Regions from separate parts of the Homo sapiens genome. Here region 1 is linked to region 2. Evidence: read pairs that join two places in POLR2A ChIA-PET (ENCODE). Cell type or tissue: PC-9. All regions are shown on one strand. Links, peaks and the distances in the headings refer to the core of each region. The heading gives the core; the rest is flanking DNA.

Region 1 (2,806 bases), core at 271-2,770, 70 kb before region 2:
TGCCTGGGGGATTTCTCCTCCTAGTTTTTATTTCCATGCACATTTGGTTATGAATGCCAGTGGAAACCAGAACACCAGGAAAACAGCTGTTCTCATGGTATTTCTGGCCTGCCAAACAAGAGAAGATTGGACTTTTCCCAAGTCTTCTGTTCTCACACAATGTTAATCTCTTCCCCCGTCACCACCTTAGAGTTGGTGACTTGGTCAGTTTCACAAACTTACCTGATTCCAACCTTTTGAGTATAGCTATGTGTCCTTAGTAAATTCAGGACATTTTACCAATAGGTTTACATTGTATTTTGGAATTGTTTTCATTTACTTTTTAAAAAGATATCTGAATTGTTGATATTTTAAAATCTATAACCAAGATTTAAAGTTAGTTTATCAATTAGAAGCAATTGATTGGATAACACATAAAATTATCTGGCTTCCTTATCTGGAAATGCATGCTAAGCAGTTGCCCCTGATTGTAGAATATTTTCTTGTATTTCTATTAATATTTTGCTTGGCCACATTTTGATGACTTGAAGAGGCATTTCCATATCCAGGGCAAAACTAGCTACTTTTGGCTCCTGCATTTTGAAATCAATCCTTCAGTCTTAGGAAACTTGCAGGATTTCTTGAAGAACAGGACAGCGTTTTATTTTAAATCTATTTGTGATATGTGTGTGTGCGCATTGGTAATAGATAATCATAAATTAATGAGCAGCCGGGAGCTTGCTCTCCCTCCTAAAGCTAGGCATTTTAAACTCTCTGGGGAAACGGCCTTTCATAAATCTAAAAGAGAAGGCCCAAGGACCTCAGTGGAAGGCCCAAGGTCTCTCTGACTGAGGTCTAAAAGGTTATTTATCACTTCCCAGATCCCACAAGGACCAAGGGCCAAAATTGCTTTTAGTGATGTCACTATTGGGAAAATGTGTCCTTTCTTAGGTTAAAAAAAAATTTCTTCCTCAGCAGCCTTACTGCCCCACACTGTGTCTACAATTTAAATGTCTCACACAGCCACTGTGTGATTTTCCCTAGTTAAATAGGCTCATTCACCAACACAGCCAGGCTGAAAAGTGTCCAGATCAAGTTTCATCCAATTGAATTCACATTGGGATGAGAAAATGTCCATATAAGGCTGAGTTATTCCTGGGGTCCTCATCCTAGGCTATTTCAGGATTGTTTTCAGGGATGTGTTCACTCTGGAGAGTGGGTAGGATGCCTCCGAGCACCCTTCCCCCAAGAGGTTCATTAAAGTATTCATTCTTAAGCTATGCACAAGTTCAAGTTATATTTCAAAGGAGTAATTTATCCCTCGAAATTTAGTCCTGAAAAAAATCTCACTACAGGATTTATTTCCTCCAGAGTTAAACTTGATTCTTTATTTATGTGGGCACATAACTAGTACCTACAGTGTATTATTTGTTTTTTTTGTTTCTGGGATGTGGATTTTTCGTGAATATAAACTTTGGTTTGAAAAAGCAAAGTGTACCATTTCAGACACTTAAGGGCAGATGAAGGGGGAAGAGAGGTTTTTTTTTTTACTGGAACCAGAAGGCCTGCTTTTGTTTTGCTGTTCAGTATGGACTAACCTCCCTAATAGCACCCCTAACACGTAAGTCCACAAGACAGAAATGTTGCTCCTCAGTAATACTAGAACCATAATTAGTAGTAGTAGTATGCACACAATAGAACTTCTCCCACGCCACCAGTGTTTCCCCAGGTGCATAAGTAAAAACTGTGTTTCCTCAGAAACTGCCTGCTTTTCTTCTTTCCTGTGTTGTTTTTGACTCTGTTCCTTTGTTCTCAACCTGATCCAGCAGCATGGTGCATTGTCCAGGTACCTGTTCCGATGCTGCTACTGCTGTTTCTGGTGTCTTGACAAATACCTGCTCCATCTCAACCAGGTACGTCTCTACCTCTTGCCTCAGGAACACACAGAAGGGTCCAAAGGTGGGCTTCATCTCTTAGGTCAAGGTTTGGCAAATTCTTCTCTAAGGGGCTAAATTGTGTAAACATTTTAGGCTTTCAGACCAGTCTCTCTGTCACAACCACTCAATTCTGCCATCATGGCAGGAAAGCAGCCATAGGTAAAATGTCAATGGGATGGATGTGGCTATGTTCTAATGAACCTTAACTTATCAACACTGAAATTTGAATTTCATATGATTTTTACATGTCAAGAAATTTTCTTTTTTTGATTTTGATTTTTTCTCAACCATTGTAAAATTGTAAAAATTGTTCTTAGCTCCTGCCAGAGAAAAGTGGGCGGTGTGATGGAGCTAGCTCCTGAGCTGTAGTTTGCATACCCTACCCTAGAACCATAGGCCTTTAAAGCCATGCTTCAAATTCTAAAAGAAAGTTTTTCTCTTTTCAGAAATAAAGAGGGAAGGGAGTATTTAGAAACCCTAAGCATAATGAATATATATCAACTAAGAGCTAATTTTCAGTGTCTTCTCTAAGAACTATAATTTTCCTGAACTAGGAAAAGAATTGCCTCCCTAATTTTCATAGATTTCACCAGTCTTTCCTTTTCAAGCTGTAAATATGCCTTTAAAATTATAAAAATTATATCTTGCAATTGTTTGGATTTCAGATTTTTTTCCTTTCCTGAATTTTTCAAATTGATGGAAATTTAAATATGTTGTATTTCTCTATAGAGCATTTAGGAGATTTTAATAGTCCTTAGTCAAATTTACACAAAGCAGTATTTTTGTAAGTTAGCAAACTGTTTTATAATTTAAATGTTCACAGAAATCTCACTTAGAAAAGTATTTCTTATAATTGCCCCCTCCCAAAGAAATGTACCTTTAGAAGTAAA
Region 2 (2,806 bases), core at 157-2,656:
CATTCTGGGGTAAGGAAGGGAAGAGTCAGTGAAGAAATGGAGGGAGCAGATTTAGAAAACCGTGTTTAAGGCCAGGTGGCAGTGGCTCATCTCTGAAATCCCAGCATTTCGGGAAGCCAAGGCAGGTGGATCACTTGAGCCCAGGAGTTTGAGACCCACCTGGGCAACATGGTGAAACCCCATCTCTACTAAAAATACAAAAATTAGCCAGGCATGGTGATGTGTGCCTGTAGTCCCGAGGATTGCTTGAGCCAAAGATGTCAAGGCTGATTGAGCAGTGATCCTGCCACTGCACTCCAGCCTGGGCGATGGAGTGAGATCCTGTCTCAAAAAACTAGAAAGAAAGAAACCAGTGGAAGGAAGCTGAGAAGGGGGCAGTCCTTAACAAGTAGATAGCTGGGTTGAGAGAAGCAAAAGCGAATTTATAGGGTTTCTAAAGGCAGGGGCCAGGAAAGCTGAAGAGGTGAGAGTTCTGGGGGTGGAAGGGGCTGGCAGGAGCTGAGGGAGTGAAGTGCTCATTCTGGACATGAGGAAGGAAGACAGACCACCTCTCCCTTTGAAACTCCTCCTGCCACTTTCTCTTTCTCATGATAGCTGTCCTTCCTCTCCTCATTCCCATATTCATTTATTCTCACTCTCTCTCTCTTTCTCTGTGTGTGTGTGTGTACGTTGTTTCTTCTCTCTCCTTGCCTTATTCCTGCTTGAAACAATTGGGAATACCTCACTAATTTTATCTATTGTCGTTCAGGTTCAAAGACATTGCTGATTCTCTAAATTTGGTGTTAACAATAAAACACAGTGTTTTGACAGCAGCCACAGGACTTGGCAGTCCCAAAAGGGAATTCTGGAAGAGAGGAGAGGCCTCAGTCAGGGTTGTCTTTTTCTGGAGTTCATAACCTTCACAAGACTTTTATGCAATTATTTTTGTGTGTGTATGTACTCACCTACATTTTTAGGGAATAGGATTCTACTACATTTATTTATTGTCAAAGGGAAGGAGGATCAGAAAGGTTCCAGGCCCCACTGCCTTTTATAATACCTCTATCAAATACAGGTGCTCAGTTTTAGCTTCTTTATGATAATTTGTGTTCTTGATTTCGATAAGGATACAGCTTAAAAGCTTTTATTCGTAAGAAGTAGGGTTAACATCAAGAATCTCAACTCAGCAATCTTTTGAAATGCAGAATGACTCACATTCCAGTGTCACATTCCAGTCTTTGTTGCTTATCAAAAACCTTAGATAATTTAAGATGGTATCAAAATACTAATGCAGTTTAATTCCTTTGTAAACAGTGTTCACTCTGAAACGTCCCTATTGAAATGCAATTCCTTTCACTAGTTGAGGCAGTGGGAATAAAGTGTATTAATGGTCTAAATTTCATCACGTAGCACTGTTCTGACAAAGAAAATTATTTGCAGATTATGCTGAAAGTTGCTTAGCACCTGTTTCTTAAAATAAATGTGTTTACTTTTTGGTAGTGAAGACGCTTGGAAAATAGGCATTTATTTCCATAGTATTAAAAGCATTGGCCAACTGTAATGGTTCCCAGGGGGAGGATCACTTGTGGTCAGGAATTCAAGACCAATCTGGGCAACATAGCAAGACCCCATCTCTACAAAAAATTTAAAAATTAGCCACACAGTTACAGTGAGCTATGATCATGCCATTTCACTCCAGCCTGGGCAATAGAACAAGACTCTGTCTCTATAAATAAATAAATAAATACACTAATATAGTAAGCAGAAAACTCAAGTAACATAATTTTTTTGTTAAGTTCCCATTAGATGACTCACTTCAGGAGGGCAGGAACCATTCTGTTCGACATTGTATTCCCCACACTTTATACATAGTAATCATTCAATAAATGTTTATCTTGTTAAAATAATTAATTGGGAAGCATTCTGCTGAGACTGTACCAGTGCCTCAGGTTCCAACACAAGCAAACTAAAACCCAACTCAATGTAAGCACTAAAATGAAACAAACTTAACCAGTTAGAAATGACCAACTAACTTCTAGATGAGGCCAAAGGGACTTTTCACCTTAACCTAATTTTTTTTTTTTTTTTGGCCTTGCTTTCACAAACACCTTATAAATGTTTCACCTCATGCTCCCTGGGTGGAATGCTAAACCCCTTGCCGCCTGGTACTGCCCAATTCATGAATTGCTCTCTCCCCAAATAAACTCTGTAACATTTTCATGTGCCTAAGTATATCTTTTAACAATCTAATCAATGAATATAAAATAACAAGTTGATAACAATATCATATCATGCTCTAAAGCATCTTCAGAGGTATATCATTTGGTGAACTTTATTTCATGAAATTGACTCATTAACTGTTTGTTGAGAGCCAGTCCTGCATAGGGCTCTTCCAGGCCCTGGGAATACAATCGTAAATGAGAGGGTTAAGATCCTTCCTTAGGAGCTTTTGGTCTAGTAGGGGATGGGTTACAGGCCATAGTCAAGCAATAGCATAAGGAAGATTATTTCAGGGAGTCAAGAGCACTGTGAAGATAGTGAATGGATACTATGCCGGGGAGTGTGTGTGCTGCTTGAGAGAGGGTGTCTGGGGAGGAGGTGATGTTCAAGCAGAGATGTGAATGTTGAGAGGATAAGGGAGAAATGCATTGCTGGCAGAGGGTGTCGTCAGGGCAAGTGTATTGAGAGAATCAGCTTGAAACAGAAAGAAACAGAAGTGGCTGGGGGCATTGAGCAAGTGGGAGAAGGATGAAGTGGGAAGGGTAGGCAGAGATCAGATGAAGCAGGGTTTTGAAGGCTATGAGGATTTTGGCCTGAAAGGAGGAAC

Evidence for each region. ChIA-PET counts read pairs that join two places held together with the same protein. Peaks named below come from ENCODE experiments on the same cell type or tissue, not always from the same donor. Only the 100,000 strongest peaks of a DNase experiment are listed, where the experiment ranks them.
Region 1: POLR2A ChIA-PET joins it to region 2 with 5 read pairs; 14 of 35 experiments call an interaction of 5 or more read pairs at or near these places.

Annotation. Positions count from the first base shown.
Region 1 is chr1:94,865,526-94,868,331 of GRCh38, forward strand. SLC44A3 (solute carrier family 44 member 3) reads left to right here. Exons shown (of 15, transcript NM_001114106.3): 12 at 1,806-1,892. Among named protein-coding and RNA genes, the nearest start is that of SLC44A3, 47 kb to the left of the region's middle. RefSeq lists an enhancer at 833-1,334. In PC-9, for the core only: no CTCF peak of the experiment used is centred there; no DNase peak of the experiment used is centred there; H3K27ac peaks cover 356 bases.
Region 2 is chr1:94,935,838-94,938,643 of GRCh38, forward strand. The region is part of intron 2 of CNN3-DT (CNN3 divergent transcript); the gene reads left to right. Among named protein-coding and RNA genes, the nearest start is that of CNN3, 10 kb to the left of the region's middle. RefSeq lists enhancers at 1-617, 618-1,472 and a silencer at 1,016-1,310. In PC-9, for the core only: no CTCF peak of the experiment used is centred there; DNase peaks (open chromatin) are centred at 1,244 and 2,084; H3K27ac peaks cover 931 bases.